2 separate regions of the Mus musculus genome follow, and region 1 is linked to region 2. A link is a loop called in an ENCODE intact Hi-C map of the cell type or tissue named here. Cell type or tissue: heart. All regions are shown on one strand. Each heading gives the region's core, and the rest is flanking DNA. Links, peaks and the distances in the headings are about the cores only. Region 1 overlaps Gm40915 (a long non-coding RNA gene). Region 2 has its middle 20 kb from the start of Gm40914.

Evidence for each region. A loop is a pair of places that touch in the nucleus more often than their neighbours do. Peaks named below come from ENCODE experiments on the same cell type or tissue, not always from the same donor. Only the 100,000 strongest peaks of a DNase experiment are listed, where the experiment ranks them.
Region 1: it touches region 2 in a loop (2.2-fold over the local background); 2 of 42 quality-filtered maps call a loop at or near these places.

Annotation. Positions count from the first base shown.
Region 1 is chr13:37,617,866-37,626,194 of GRCm38, forward strand. It overlaps Gm40915 (a long non-coding RNA gene), which reads right to left. Exons shown (of 4, transcript XR_873251.2): 3 at 4,984-5,153; 4 at 1-20. Among named protein-coding and RNA genes, the nearest start is that of Gm40915, 5.5 kb to the right of the region's middle. In heart, for the core only: CTCF peaks have their summits at 2,747 and 4,086 (motif pointing left); a DNase peak (open chromatin) is centred at 2,156; H3K27ac peaks cover 1,661 bases.
Region 2 is chr13:37,463,458-37,471,786 of GRCm38, forward strand. No RefSeq gene overlaps it. Among named protein-coding and RNA genes, the nearest start is that of Gm40914, 20 kb to the right of the region's middle. In heart, for the core only: a CTCF peak has its summit at 4,434 (motif pointing right); DNase peaks (open chromatin) are centred at 4,514 and 5,016; H3K4me3 peaks cover 716 bases; H3K27ac peaks cover 832 bases; H3K27me3 peaks cover 825 bases.

The sequences.
Region 1 (8,329 bases), core at 255-8,254, 150 kb after region 2:
CATAAAGACAGAGCTTCCCGCTGCAAAAGAAAGTAGAAAATACCAGAGCCAGGCATGTGAGGTGGGCGCTGCAAAGCCTTTGCATCTCTGGATGAGTGATGTGAAACTGGAAAATAGAAATCCCGGGTCTTCACGGAGCCGAAAGTGGCATATGGCCACTGGGATGAAATATAAGATACATTTTTTAAAAGTTACCATTATTTTCATGTAAACACACTACAATAAAGTAAAATTTTAAAATGATGCAGAATAAAATATTAAATAATAGCATAGAAGTCGTGGAAATTGAAATTGTCCAGTTGGCAGCCAAATGCTCAGTAGGTTCTAAATAAATAAAAATAATTTTCTTGGAATAGAAAAAAAAATAAGGCTCAAATGTATGTAAAATTTTAAAGTGAACAATAATATAATGAATTTTAAAATAGAGAGGGGAAAGTGAAATTCAAAAGTGAGTGAGTGGGGTGCTTGATACAGCTTAGTGGGTAGAAAGGCTTTGCAGGCAAGCCTGAGAACACGAGTTCGATTCCCGGTCCGGGTGCCCACATAGTAGAAGGTGAGAACTGGTCCCTACAGGTTGCCCTCTGTCCTTCTCACATGCACGAGTCATATACACACATGCAATGAATGAATAAATGTGATTTTAAAAGATTAAAAATGAGCAAATAAAAATAAAATGCACATGGGCCTAGGCCGATGGTTCGGACGGTAAACCGTTTCCTCCTAAGCATGAAGACCCAGATTTGATCCCCAGCACCCACATCAAATCAAAGCTGAGCATGGGGCCTGAAGAAAGGGCTCTGAGGTTAGAGAGCCTGCTGCTCTTCCAGAGGACCTGAGTTCAGTTCCCAAAACCCACGCCAGAGGCCTCACTACCGCCTGTAACTCCGGCTTCAGTGGATCCAAGGCTGCCTTCTGGCATCTGTGGACACTATGAGAGACACAAGAGAGACACTCGAAAGTAAAAAAAAGAAACCTTAAAAATAAAAATAAAACGGGTATTACTCTATGCACCTGTGATTCCAGTGCATTGCACAAGGAGAGGGGTGTAGCCTGCAGCTCACTGGCCGGCCATTCTGATCAGTAGAGTCAGGGAGACCCTGGATCCAGGGAAGAGCTTATATCTAAACACAAGGGAAGCAGCCAGGCATACTGGTTTACGCCTGTAACCCCAGCACTTGGGAAGCACCTGCAGGCAGATCTCTGAATTCTAGACCAGCCTGCTTCATACAGCAAGTTCCAAGCCAGCCAAAGCTCCATAGCAAGACCCCGTGTTAAAACACAAAAACAAATAAACACAACAACAACAAAACCTAAAACAAAAACAAAAAAATCAAGGTAAGCAACTCTTGAGGTGTAGGTGTGACAGGACACCTGGGGTTGTCCTCTGACTTTCACGTGTGCAATCACACAAATGCACAATTCAAGGGAGCTGAACTATAGATGCAGTCAGCCTAGGTACCTGCTGATGGATGAATGGATAGAGAGTGTCACACACACACAACATACACTCACTCATGCACACTCACATATACATACAACATACATTCGCTCATTCACATACTCACACAACACATACACACACAACACACACACACACGCACGTGCACACACACACACACACATACACACACACACAAATACTGCTTTTTTTAAAGACAGCTTCCTCTGTGGCCTAGGCTGGCTTCAAATGCCTCCTCCTCTTCCTCCTCCTCCTCTTCCTCCTCCTCTTCTTCCCCCTCTTCCTCTTCCTCTTCCTCCTCTTCCTCTTCCTCCTCCTCCTCTTCCTCCTCCTCCTCCTTCTTCTCCTCCTCCTCCTTCTCTTCCTCCCTGTCCCCTGATGCCAGGATTTCAGGTTAGGATCACCATGTTTGGCCTAAAACTTTAAGTTTTGTTTTGTTTTGTTTTGTTTTGTTTTGTTTTGTTTTGTTTTGTTTTGTTTTTTTCTTTCATCGGCCCTCTAGTGTGCAGCTGCCCTAGCAGGAAGAAGGGTGGCAGGAAGGGGTGGCTCTGTGACAGCCTGGCCTCCGAAAGTGGCGGCTTCTCAGTGGTTTTAAAGGTCACTTGCTGACCTGACCGTTGCTGAGACTGAGGAAACACACACAGGAAGTGTTATGCAAGTGAGCAGAGAGACTCACAGGCTCCTGCCAGGAGGTCTGAGCCGATGCTTCGTGCTTTGTGCCACCCTGTACAGGTTCCCACCTCAGGAGCCCTCCAGTACCACAGCTGTGGCCACAGCCTGGCCGGATGACAGACAGTCCTGTGTGTGTCCCCCCCCACACTGAGCTGACAGCTGAGGACTGGACAGGATGGCACCAGTCTCCACCAGCTAGGGACTTTTCAGAGCAGGTATCATGAGAGCTACTAGAGGACTTGTGACTTTTGTCCCACAGTCAAACTTCAGGATTGCACAAACCACCAGCCTGGAGTGACCTTGCCTTGTGGGGAAGCAAGAGGAGCCCAGGCTCCCACGCAGACAGTAAGTCCACAAGGGTACAGAGTACCAGCGCTCTGAGAGCTTAAAATACACCCACAGGAGGAGTGAGGCCGGCTGGCTGCTCACCTTGGATCTGCACAGCACAGAACAAAGGGAGCCCTGCCTTCGTGACAGACAAATCCAACCCCAAAGTCCCTTTTCACACACATAGCCCTCATTGGCCAATGGCTCTTTGGCCTTCCCCTCTTCTTCCTCTTCCTCCTCCTCTTCCCCCTCCTTTTCCTCCAGGCTGACAAGCAGACAGACCCAAGGTCACCCCATGTCTATACTAGCCTGACAGCCAGATGGCCTCCTTCATCACCCAGCCTTCTCTGCAGGCTACATCCCAGATAGGCTGGGAGCTGACCCAGCATCTTAGAAAATTCGAAAATTTACCCTTTCCTCTCCCTACCCCCACCCCGCCGCCAGCAAACCCAGGTCACTCCAGTTCTAATCTCCTACTCGCTTCTGCTGAGTCTGCACTGGTTTGGGACTAGATGGACCAAGCCCTGAGCTCTTTCTGCAATATTCCACATTTGACCACAGTAGGTCACCATGTGCTATAGAGGTGGCAGGGCCTAGCCTGGTTTCTATATCATTAAAAAGAGTTGCAGATGCCTTCCACTGGCTTTTGGTAACTCATCCAAAATCAGGAAACAGGAAGAAAACTGAGCTCCTGGAACTGTGGCCCCTCCCTCTCTTCCACCTGGATTATATGTTTCCTGTTCGTACATAGAAACTTCCAGAATGGTCAACATGGTGATGGGTGAGCCGGGCGTGGTGGCGCACGCCTTTAATCCCAGCACTTGGGAGGCAGAGGCAGGCGGATTTCTGAGTTCCAGGCCAGCCTGGTCTACAAAGTTAGTTCCAGGACAGCCAGGGCTATACAGAGAAACCCTGTCTCGAAAAACCAAAAAAAAACCAAAAAACAAAAAAAGATGGTGATGGGTGATGGGAACCGGTTTGACCATCAGCAAAGCTGGAGTGGTATTGGATGGGACGGTTTCAAAGTCACCAGGCTGACCTCAGAGCATCAAAGTGTGATCTTTTGACAGTGCAGGCTGATACTTTGCAGATAGTGCACGGTGGGCACGCTTTGTGAAAGTACTCTAGCCAGCATACTCCTGCTAAGTCAGCCAGGACACTACATGAGAAAGACGTAGCCCAAGGCCAGCACGCAGCTGCTGTGTGAGGACAGGAGTGACAGGGTACCATTCTGGGCATCTAAATATAATAGGCAATAAGCTTGAGTCACTCAGACTTAGACTTTATGAGCCAGCCATGCTTTGATGGCATACCAGGTCACAAACAGTTCTCTTCCTTGGGCTACACAGGCCCATCCTCTTGTTAGGTCCTCTCACACTCCCTCTTCCATCACATAAAACAGGATGATAAACCTGAACCATGATGACTAGAGATAGCAGATAGCAGCTACCTGAAGGAGACCCTGGACCAGGGCAGATATAACTATGGTGGCCTCAAGCCAAAAAATCACTCACAGAGCCAGACAGAGCCAGCTCTCCTCACTGTCACATGAAGAGAGAGAGACAGGCTCAAGACTTCTTTTTCTACTTGAAGCCTGGTTAGGCTTAGAGTTTAGCATAGCCACAGTGTCCTCTTGAGGCAGTGCACACTAGAGAAAGATTATTATCCCCTGGACAGGACAACATTCAAGGTGTAGGAATGATCAGACATTCACAGATATACACACACCACAGAGACAGAGAGATAGATACATATACACACAGACACACACACCACACTGATAGACACACATACACCACACATGCACACACAGATAGATACACACATAAAAATACACGCAGACATACACAGATAACCACACATAGAGATACAGACATTCACAGACACACACAGAGAGAGATAATCACACACACATACATAGATAGATACACAGACACTACAGAGAGACACACAGAAATCAACACATATAGAGAGATGCACACACATAGACACACAGAGATATACACACAGAGATGCACACAGAGAAATATACACACAGAAACACACACACAGAGAGAGAGAGAGAGACAGAGAGACCAGTTTCTAGCATCTACTTTCTAATTAAATGTAACAAACCACCAGCTAATTCATGCCATCAACTAACACGGACAATGTGGGTGGAGCCGCCCTGGGGTGTTAAAGCCTTGGACTTCAAGGCTCTTCGTGGTTGGCAGCCTCTCCACTCCTAGGACAGCTACAGGTCCTTAACAAAATGTCATGTCTGGGTCATCTACCCGGTCATATTGACTCACCAGTCAAACACTTCCTTTCTATTGTGTGGGACTCAGACATACTAGGGTTGAATGTAGTCCTTCAAGCATCATAGACTGGAAAGTTAACCTCCAGTTTCACACGCTCATGGTGCAGAGGTGGGGACTCCAGGAGGCTGTTAGGGCAGGTGGGAGTAGGAATCCTAGGATGGTATGTGTGGCTCTTAAGGAAGAGGAAGAGAGACCCAGACTAGCACATTTGTTAGTCTGTCTTACCATGTGCTGACTTCTGTCAGGTGACTGGAGAGATGGCTCCGTGGTTAGAAGTATTTGTGGCTCTTCTAGGGAACCCTAGCTCTGTTCCCAGTATTGATGCCAGGTGACTCAGAGTGCTTGTAACACCAGCTCTAGGGAATCTCACTCCTTTTCTTGGGTTCCAAGGGTACCTGAACACATACACATACAAATACACACTTACATAAACACATAAAAACTAGTAACAAAAAGAAAACTTTTAAAGTACTTTTATTTGTTTTAAACATTGTTACTCTTTTATTTATTTTGAAACAAAAAGTTGCAAAACACACACACACACACACACACACACACACACACACAAATTAGCCAAACCCAAAGTCTAAACAACTTAACCAACTTCTGCACAGCTAGAGTATATTTATATATTTTTAATAGTTTACTTAGCGTTATTTTATGTTCATTGGTGTGAGGGTGGAACTGAAGTTACAGACCATTGTGAGCTGCCATGTGAGTGCTGAGAATTGAACTCGGGTCCTTTGGAAAAAGAGACACTGAGCCGTCTTTCTAGCCCCATATTTTTATATTCTGAAGCTAAATAAACAAAGGTGTAAAAGGATGCCCACCCAGGGCCTGGCACGGGCTAAATATTGCAGATCTAATCTCTTACCTGCAATTCTGAATCCAGATATCCCCTGAACGCTGAAACTCTCTCTTTTTGGCTGTATTAATTGTGGTGACATTGCTGTGACAATAACTGACTGAAACTTGGTAGGGAAGATGGACTTGGGCTCAGAGTTTCAGCCCATCATGGCAGAATAGCTCACTGCAGCGAGAACACACCATGGAGTCTTTTCAGATCATAGCAGACCCCAAAGCAGACAGACCTGAGCGAGGAGCGAGAAGCGACTCCAAATGCCTGCTCCTGGATGTAAGAGAGGGCACATAAACATATCTGTGTAGGGGCTGCCTTAGGAAGAAGCATTGGAGTCGCTGTTGCCTGCAGAAGGAGAGAAGGGACTGCGATGGACGCAGAAGGAAACTGAGGCTGCCTGGCACACTTCTCATGTACAGTGGAATGCTCCCACCACATGTTAAACACATTGTAAGATTATCAAGTAAAGGGTTAATAAATGTTTAACTCCCATCACGATGGGAGGAGCTGAGCCTGGTGGCACAGGCCTTGATCCCAACACTTGAAAGGTGGAGGCAAGAGGGTTAGGAGTTCAGGGTCAGCCTCGGCTATGAGTTGAAGGCTAGCCTGGGCCAACTGACCTTGTGAAAAGAGAGGAGTGGAGGAGGGGATGGAGACAGGGAGACAAAGAGGGACAGAGAGACAGAGAGCAGAAAAAGAAAGGGAGAAAGGGAGGAAAGTGGTGAGCGACAGAAGGAAGAAAGGAAGATTCACCGTATTTGTGTCAAGAGTCCCTGAAAATTCAAATCTCTGTACCATTAACGGGAATCTAAATGGTGCAGACCCTGTGCAAAACAGTACGGAGTGTCTTCCAAAAGTTCAACAGAGAGAGATGGCTCAGCAGGGAAGAGCTGCTGCTCTTGAAGGAGACCAAAGTTCAATTCCTGGCACCTACTTAGTGGCTCGCAACTGTCTCTAACTCCAGTTCCAAGCAATCCCACCCCATCTCATGACTACTGAGAGCATGACACACATGTGGCACATAGATACGTATGCAGTCAAAACATCCACATACATAAAACATCAAAAGTGAATGAAATAAAAAAAAAGAAGCGCATAACCCATTAATTCCACTTTTGGGTATATGTCCAAAGTGATGTGTTTATAAAGAGATAAGGGAGGGGGGTATGTTCTATGGGGCTGTGGTGAGTGGTGGAGGGGAGGGAAGGAATGCCTCAGCATGGGTCCAGCCACACGATGAAGACAACTACAGTATCATACAGAATAGAGTTTATTCAGGGCATGGGAAGAGGAGTCAAGAGGAAGAGAAAGGCAGAGAGAGGGAGAGAATAGAGAAGTAGAGGAGTAGAGGCCAGCCATGATCACATGAAGAGAGGAGGGGAGAAGGGAAGGCATTAGCAAGAGAGCAAGAGAGCAAGGAGGGGGCAAGCAGCCCCTTTTATAATGAGTCAGGCACACCTGGCTGTTGCTAGGTAACTGTGGGGCAGAGCTTAGACACAATGCTCACACAAAGGAATTAAAAGCAGGGATACAAAGGGATACAACCTGTCCATGGTCAAAGAAGTAGGCAAAAGCAAATGGCTCCAGGGCAGAGGCTTTTTAGGTTTGCAGGACAGTGGGCAAGGTCGAGTGAATGGTCAGTGGATCTGAGCTGCTGTCAGTGAGGACTGGTAAGCTCTGGGAACAGATGCAGAGCCCAAGAGTCCCAGAATCCAATCCTGATGCTGGTACCAGGAGTGCTGACCAAGTGGACCATGAGCCCAGATTGTCACAAGTGCCAGCCTCCTCGATGACTCGTAAGTAGTCATAATGAGGTGTTTGAGCTAGACCCCTTGTGTCCCTCATGAGGATCCCACACAATGAATAAGAGGCAAATCTTCACCCTCGGGTTTTACCATTTGGACTTTTTTTGTTTTGTTTTGTTTTTTCCTTCACTTTTTTCCCCATTAAAGTCAAAAGAAGTGCTTTTCTTGCCTTTCTTGCTCAGCTAATTTAGACTGATTTTGTGGTTCCCACAGTTTATTTGAGGTTCCCTCCTTTCCAATAAAATGTGGCCCAAGATGATCTTCCAGCGCCAAGAGCACCTGCCCAACAGGGAGGCGGAGCCTCAAGTATCTGTAAAGTTCCAATCCGACAACAAAACCTGTTCACTGCTCACGCACACCCCAGGGCTCCTGTGGGCTTTGGCTTCCTCCTGTGTACCCACAGACCAGTTAAAAAGACAAGCCCAGCCTTGCTCAGGGAAGGGATGGATCACAGGGTCAGTGGCCAACACATTAGAAGAACCAAAGACCCAGTGGGAGTGGGATAGCCCAGCAGAGGTAGAGTTTCCGACGCTTGCCCTCAGGCCAGGAAAAGGAACTTCATTCGTCCCCAGATTCAAAGCAGTCCGTTCAACCACAGAGGAGCAAGGAAGAGATACCTGGCTTCCCTCTTGCCTCGGCTCCTCTGTTCACCCATCCTCACTGGCTCTAAACCAGCCAAAAGTCGGAGGCAATGAACACTGGGAACACATTTTGCAATAGGCAAATATCAGCTACCCAGAGTCCCTCAGGTATGTAGACAAAGAGGCCCAAAGTCCGATGTGTGCAAGTGCAGTGGTGGCCCTGTAACTGTCCTGGCTAGAAATGAAGATATTCTAAAAAGATATTCCAACCCTGTCTCTCAATTTCAGTATCAGCTACTGGAACAACGGGCCTACTGATGTGGGAA
Region 2 (8,329 bases), core at 73-8,072:
GGTTTGTTCCCTCTAGGTCATACCCAGGAGCAGTGTAACCAACCCATTTGGTAGTTCTTGTTTTCATTTTTAAGATTTATACTAACTCCCATAGTCACTAGGCTAACTTATATTTCTACAACCAAGAAGACCAATTCTTAGCCAGAAACAACATGAGATACCTATTCTGTCTTCATTTCCTTGTTGCACCCCATAATATTCACAGGCAGAATAGGACTGTAAAAATCATTCCCCATCAGCAAAATGAAATATATGTGGTCATTTGGTTTTTAAACTAGAGAATGACCTGGAATTAGCACTGCTGTCAAGACCAGAGGTTTTCAGTCTCAGCACTGTGAACGTCTGGGATAGGATTTCCTTTACTCAGGTCATCTTGTACATCTGGGATCCCAGAGAAATAAATATGACTGCAATGGAGTCCTGAAGCATGACTCTCCAAATATATACTCACCTTTCCATGCAAAGGCCAAGGGGAGTATGAGGAGAATTTGAAAGTGTACTCAAAAAAACAAAATCTAAATGGACTGTAAAGTGAACAACTTTAGGAAGAGATGAGGGTGGGATAGTGCTAAGTCCTCAGAAAGTGGGAGAAACACAAGACTGACTGTCGTGCTTACTGCTTACAAAGCTTGAACCAGTTGTATCTCATTTAGCTTGTCTGTTTAGAGGATGAAAATATTACAGGAGCTAGGCAGGGGTGCTCCGTGTTCCTTTTCAAAGAAGCCTAGCACTATAGTTTGAAGACTTTGTAAGAGTCTTGCTTTGGCAAGGTGATCAGCAAGCAGGGTAGAAGGCTCTAGCTCCACTTAAAGAAATCCAGACTCTCAGATTTGGTCTGTTGATGGAGTTAGGAGCTATATGGGAATCAGGTATTTTAGGTAACATAGTTTGCACTTGAGAGGGGGGTGTTGGACATTTTGAGGCAAGCAAGAACAATTAGATGACCAATGACAACCATAAAAGGGTAAATACACAAGGTGGGAAGCAAGAGACACCAAATGCTCTTCAGGGACACAGAGAATACTGACAGTCCAGTGGGAAAGCCTTTTCTTCAGAAGTTCAACAAGTTGAACTAAGCAGAAAGCTGTGTTACATAGCATGGGGTTCTCATAAGCAAGAAGAAGCTCCAGATATAGGCTTCCCATGATCAATGACCAAATTCTTCACCATAGATATGGCTCGTGCATCCCTAGGGAGGATGCTGAGAAATCAAAAGCAGTAACTAACAATGGGCTGTGTTGCCTTGAGTACCCACGGGCAGAGCTAGTTGTCTCTTCTTGCACACTAGTGTGGACATAAGACAAAGGGTCCCTTTGACAAGGGCACAAGAGCGATGGACTAAATGGGCCTTTTCCACTTTCATGTCTCGAGGTTAATGTTCTTTTTGTTTACAACATCTCCAAGTATCTCTTACTTCAGGAGGTTCTGGTAGGAACAGGCTGCCCCGGTTTGATATCCTGTACTTAGCTATGTCTGACAAGGCATTCTTTTGTACTGTGCTGATTTGGACCACTCTATGATGGAAGCTTCATGCTGTTAAGAAGGTACTCTGTGAAAACAGACACTATATTATATTTTTATATAATATGTCTACTTTTGAATCACAAGCCATTAGCAAAATCAATGATGGCCATGGTTTGAACATCTCCTCCATCATGCCTGTGGAAATCAACTACCATGGTAACAATATTAAGAACTGAGGCCTTTCAGAGGTGTTTGAGTGCTGGCAGTTCTAAGTCATGCGTAGGTTAACGCTGCTATCAAGAGAATGGGTTACTTATCTCAGAAACAGGCTCCTGCAAACAAAGGATGTGTTTGGCTACTTTTCTCTTCTGCTGTGTTATGATGTAGCAAGAAGGTGCTCAAGGAAAAACAAAACAAAACAAAACAACCTACCTAAAGGTTAAGAGTGAAAATCAAATCTTTGCTATTTTGCCATGGGAAGATGTTCAGGCAGGAGGAAGTGAGTTCCCTGTGGAATCTGCTATCATCAGGCACAGATGGGGGAGCAGTTCGTGGCCTTGGAGAACGCAGGTCAAGGTTCTGGTTCCTTCTAAGTCATAAGAGGGGTGGGGGGAGCTCCTTGGATTGTGATCAAAAAGGCAACTAGATCCAAAGACAAGAGCACCCCAGATGGTAGTCATTTAGACTTTTGTATCTGAGGATGCTGCTACACAGGTACCGTGTTTTTGCTATGTGAGAAAGCCATCAGTCACCTGGACAAGACAGCCCTCTTTCTGTGTTTAGCTCATTTGCAGGACAGACAGTTGAATGAGTCATTAAATAAACACGGAATGATAAGTGTAGGATCTGTTTCTAGGCTTGTCAGAGGTAAATAAGGGTAACTATTTGGGAGTCTTGTGGGTGTCACATGGCATGCACACCATTTGAGAGTGTACCCGTTTGCCGGGGCTGCATAACAAATACCACAGAGAGGGCAACCTAAAACAGCAGACAGCTATGTCCTCACAGCGCTTGTCTAAGGCCAAGTCATGGACTGGCTTGCTTCCAAGGCTTGTAGCTGATCTCCCTGTGTGTGTCAGAGTCCTAATGTCCTCCTATAAAGGTAGGTTGGATGAATGCCTACTCAAATGACCATTTTAACTCAATTTCACATTCAAATGGTCTGTCTTAATACGCAGCCATTCTACGTTATAGAAGTGGAGGATCAAACCTTGTGCATATACATTTTGGGGCTATAACTTAGCCCACAACAGAGGCTCTTATCTAAACATGCAGGGGAAAGTGGATCTCTGCATGGTGTCATTCCTAGGAACACAGAAGGTGGGAGCTTTCCCACAAGACTGGAGGATAGCCCTTGCCCCAGGAGTAAAGAGATGTTCACACTCTTAGGGAGTGGTCCCTTGTGTGTTTTTCTCCCCTGAAGCCTCCCACTGGCCCTCTGGAAGGGCAGAAAGGAAAGAGATTGCTATCAGAACCAGAGGGGCTAAAGAGAATTACTGAGAAAGGGAGTAAAGAAAATATATATGGGGAGCAGGGGGTAGCCGAGGGGCTGTAATCTGTAGTTGACAGTGAGAGAGACAATGAGACCCAGATATAGCTGAAGGCTCAACCTGAGGAGAGAAAGGAGTCTAGGCAGGGAACTAGAGAGGTGAGTAAAGAGATGACTCCCCCTCACTCGAAAGTCTCTGCCAGGTTGATTTGTGGCAACAGTTCGCCCTTCACCACCCTGGGAACTCTTCCGTGTATATATATTTGTTGCCAAGCAAGAAGTCAGAGGTCTGGGTTATATGTCCCTGTCATCAGCCGAGGAGAGCCAGGGACAGGGCTCCATCTGTAGCATCCAGGTTCTTCTTGCACACTTCTACCTGGTACAGTAGGGGCCCTTGACTTTGCACAGAGAATTTCAGCCTGAGCCGGTACGAAGCAGAGTTGGAGTTTATTCAGAAGAAAAATATTAACACAGATTTCAGCACAGGGGCTGAAGAAAGAGGGTCATCTGGGGACAGATGGGACACACCCAGGAATGGGTGGGGGCTTCTTAAGGGACAGTGTTGCTTAAATGTCCAGCAATAGCAGTCTATAGTATTTGGGTAGCTTTTGGAATTACGTTGCTCAGAGGGATTTCTTTATCTCCGTATAGATCATGAGATTACAGAGGGGCTCTGCAGGTGCCTGGGACAGGGCTGCAATCCATTAAGGCAAGGCATGGGACTAAGGTTGTACAAGAAAGCAAAGGCATATCTTTTAGGTAAATGAAGGGACTGGGACGATCCTTGGGAGAGTCCTGGAAAACTGCAAGCTTGTAACTGAGAAAGGACTAGTGAATATATACTGGAATATAAGTGAATATACTGGAGGTCATATATGCATTGCCCTTAAACATGATGTTCCGACATTTTAACGGTCTTCTTTGAAATATATATAAAGTACATAAAGGTAACACTGTCTCTGTGTAGGCGGCCCCCCCACCCCACCCCAACAGTAAATGTCAATCCTGTTGGGATCCTTGGCTTTAGGCTGTTGAGAGACATTCCCATACCATTCAGTTCCCTGTCGTCTTCTCTCCTTTCTCCTCTCTGCGTTCACTCAAGGAAAGCCTAGAGGCGAGTGGGCAGGGAGCTTCTCCCAGTGCCCATCAAGATCTCTCCGCCACAGGCACACTGGCAGAGACTCTGTCCCGGTGCTTTGCCATCAGTCTTCTTGGTCCCACAGTGCCGCTTTACGCACCTGTGACTCTTGGGCCCTCAATAAAAACGGAGTAAGAGTAACCCAGATGGAACGTCATATCTCAGGGTTATTGATAGGAAATTAGATACTGATAGCTTAGAGGGTAGATATCTGCCCAGCCCTAGTGTTTTAAAGGTTTATTATAACTATATATATAAAAAAAAAGATTATAAACTTGCCAGTTTAAATAGATCTAAGTCCTTTGCATCGGATGGTATTTTCCACTTAACTCTCCTCTGGGGGGCGCTGGAGTCTAGTTAACCCCAGGAAAGCTGGCAAGTATCTGGCATCTGGCCTCTTCTGGTTTCGTGACAAAGGTGTACCCGTTGAAAGAGCAAGGCAAACAGGCCGCTTTGCCAATGGGGTGGAGATAAGGAAGGGGCAGGCCCCTCTGAGTCTTTACGTGCACGCAGTGGGCAAAAGTGGGGAGGCCTTCCTGGGAGCCAACAGAGTTCCACAGGGAGAATCTGCTGGGAACTGGAGCCCCTGCCTCATATGGCCTGACCCCCTACCTCCCACCCTCTTTTCGGGGCTGCTCTCTTGGCCTGAATTAAACTCTCGGTGTGGAAATCTGTTAGGGAACAAGATAAATGCCAAGAAGGCAAGAGAGGAGAAACACAGGGTAAAATGACAGGGAGGATTCTGCAGCCTCCCAGCGCTCCCAACTTGGGGCTCAAGCACACATCGCCACCCTCCCCTGCAGCCCACACCAGCAGGCTGGGGTGAAGACCTGAGGAAGAAGATAGGCCAAACAGAGGCTGGAAGCTGCCCTGGAAGAGAGAGGCCAGGCCCAGAGTCTTGAGAATGTTTTCTTTTCGGGGAGATGCTTCGAGGCGTGCAAAAGTGAACAGTGACAGCTTGCAGGAGCCCGGGCAGTCAGGGCTCAGCAGACAACCCTCTGAAGGGGGCGTGGGGTGGGGATGCTGGCTGGCTGTGGCAGCATCGGGCGGGTCACTGCACAAAATGGTTTTTATAGCTCTATTTGGCTTCACAGTCCTCAAACATAGACAAGCTGGAGGGCGGGTGGTTTTAAGATCCACTTGTGTGCCATTAAAGCACCCAGATGGGAATTCTAAGGGTTTCTGTACTCCCAGCTTCTTAAGCAACAATAGGAAAAAGCCCAGAAAAACAAACACAGTCGGAACATCAGGTTTTCTTTGTTTCCACTTAAAAAAAAAAAAAAAAAAAAAAAAAAAAAACCAAACACCCTCCCCAGGCACGTGCACCTTCCACCAAAATGTGGCATTGACTTTTAAAATACAAACAAAAGGCAGCAGAAACTGTGGGTGGAAAAGAAAAAAAAAGAGCTGTGCTATCCTGGGATGTTCCAGCTCCACTTCTACTGTGGAAGCCAGAACAGAGATCTTCCATACGGACTGCAGAAGCATGGAAAAATCCGAGCCACCATGTTCTGTAGATGTCTCATGAAGCATTCGCAGACAGCATCTCAGGTCATCCACGTTCACTTTTAGATCAGCTAAAGGGTATGCCAGATTAGCAAACACAACTGCAAAATTCGGGGTCCCAGAGACAAGAGGAACCCTTCCCCGCTATGAATTATGACCCTTGCTTGCAGAGTCTACAACTGTCCTGATGTCTGATTGCAGCCAAAGGCCAGACTACCCAGGAGCATGCAGTGACATGCAGGTTCAGGAGCTGCCTGTATGGGAAGGTGTCAGCAAACAACCTCGCATCTGGGTCCTACTTCATGGCTCTACAGAGCCAAGCCTCGAAGATGCTGAGCAAGGGGAGTAACAGATGTTCTCTCTCTCTCTCTCTCTCTCTCTCTCTCTCTCACACACACACACACACACACACACACACACACACACATGCACACACATACACACAAAAGATCCATAACACTGAAACATTTGACAATATTCAGCAGCCATGTCCTGAAGTCTGGAGAAGCCAGCTTCCTTTGGTGATGAACAGCAGTGTGGAAGTGTAAGCTGAATAAGCCCTTTCCTCTCTAACTTGCTTCTTGGTCATGATGCTTTGTGCAGGAATAGAAACCCTGACTAAGACAGTGTGAACCAGTGTTTCTATTTGCTTCACTGTCCCATCACCTAGTTTTGGGCATCCCCTAGACAATCACCTAGTTTGGGGGCAGATGCTCTTGGCTGACCCTTGGCCTTTCAGATAGATCCTCGGATTCTGGGTGTCGTCTTCTTTGGAGGTATATGGTTTAAAGTGAGAGGAGGAGAGGAAACCGTTTTTTAAAAAGCCACTCTTAGTCAGTGAGGAAAGAAGCTACCTGCACCACAGACAGTTTAATCCAGAGTTGGCGGTGGACAGAAGACCCTTGCACTTGTCTCTGGGAAGCTGCCGGGCCACTATCAAAGGTTCTGTTGCTGGAGCTTAGTCATGGCCTCATATCTAGCACCCCGTGGAACCACAGCTAGAGGACACATGGTGAAGATCTGTTCAGCTGTGTATAACTCTACACAGGGCTTCTCTTCTCCCCTAGACAATCCTTTAGTGCTTGGTTTATGACCCCCTCATCTTTCCCATTGTCAGGGGCTGAGACCGTTGTCCAGAAATCCAAAGAGCTGACCCATAGCCCATCAAGTAAGAAAAATCTCAGCCTCGTACTGACAGTGTGACAAAATGACGATCTGTGGAGAGAAAACAGGAAAACTGCACTCGTGGGTCAGTTGGGAATTCCCAGCAGTTTCTCCACTCCTGAGACATATGTACCTTGGGACTGTTAACCTATGATTACACAGATGGGGCTGGGGTATGAGCCAGTGTGAAAGCTATCCAGCTTGCCAGATGGGGCTGGGGTGTGAGCCAGTGTGAAAGCTATCCAGCTTGCCGTCTAATTGAAATGTTCAACAGTTTCTGCTTCCTTTCCAGCTCTGATCTTAACACACACAAATGACAAGATGGATTGAGCCTGGTTCCTTATCCCCAACTGGGGTAGCAAGCAGGGAAGCACATGACGATGTGCAAAGATGAGCCGTTGGTCTCCCAGTAAAACATGAACTGATTGAACCACTGCCTGCGGTTTGCTGATCAACAGGCCCATTCACGGGAGTAAAGTCTGCCCCTGAATGAGCCGAAGGACTGGAGATAAGCAGGAACATAAAAGGGGCGCTTTCCTTGACAGCCCAGAGGGCACAGACTTAGAAAGTCCCAGGGAAGCAGAAAGAACCTTTTCAGAGTGCAACCCAAACCCCAATTCGTGGGATTTGGCTAGGGGAAGGCTTCCAAGGAGACAGCCCAGACAATCTCCATGCAGAATCAATCTATCAACAAACAAATGCAGGAAGCAGAATGGGACCCAGAGAGGAGACAAGAGGAAAAGGGAGATACCAGCAAGACCAAGGGTTAGTCCAGAGCACCTGCCCAAAGCTAGGTGATTGAACAACGAAGCAAGAGGAAACTCTGGTTCACACCTCCAGCTATCTTCTGGTATTCATTCATTCCATGGGGCCATCACTCATTTCCCTGCTACTTTCTACAGAAGTTTCTTTGTTTGTTTGTTTGTTCCTTTGTTTGTTTGTTTTTTAAGACAGGGTTTCTCTGTATAGCCCTGGTTGTCCTGGAATTCACTTTGTAGACCAGGCTGGCCTTGAACTCAGAAATCCTCCTGCCTCTGCCTCCCAAGTGCTGGGATTAAAGGTGTGTGCCACCACTGCCCAGCTCTACAGAAGTTTCTAATTCCACAACAACTTGGGGGGGGGATACTCTTTAAGGGGACACAGGAGAAAAACAACACCATTGATTCTTGTCAACTTAAGATATCGCTTCCTCTTATTGCAAGGTATTTTCCATTGACAGAGAAGAATAACATTTATTAGGACATTTAGAAGACTATTGGGGGGGGTCCTCTCCTAAATGGGCAAGAAACACATTCTTATAACAAGATGCTCCCTTCCGACACCCCATGCTCAGCTCAGGAGACTTGTATGCCAACACCTATCTGGCTGTTTCCTGACTCTTGGTGCCCTCTTTCTTGCCCGTGGGAAGATGCATTTAGCAGCTTTCCAGTACTGTCACAAACACCTCAGACAGTCAGATTATAAAGAGAAAAGGTTTATTTGGGCTCACTGTTTTGGAGCCTTTAATCCCTGATTTGCTGGTTGAGCCTATGCTAAAGTCAAGCATGATGGCTGCTCACATCATGGTG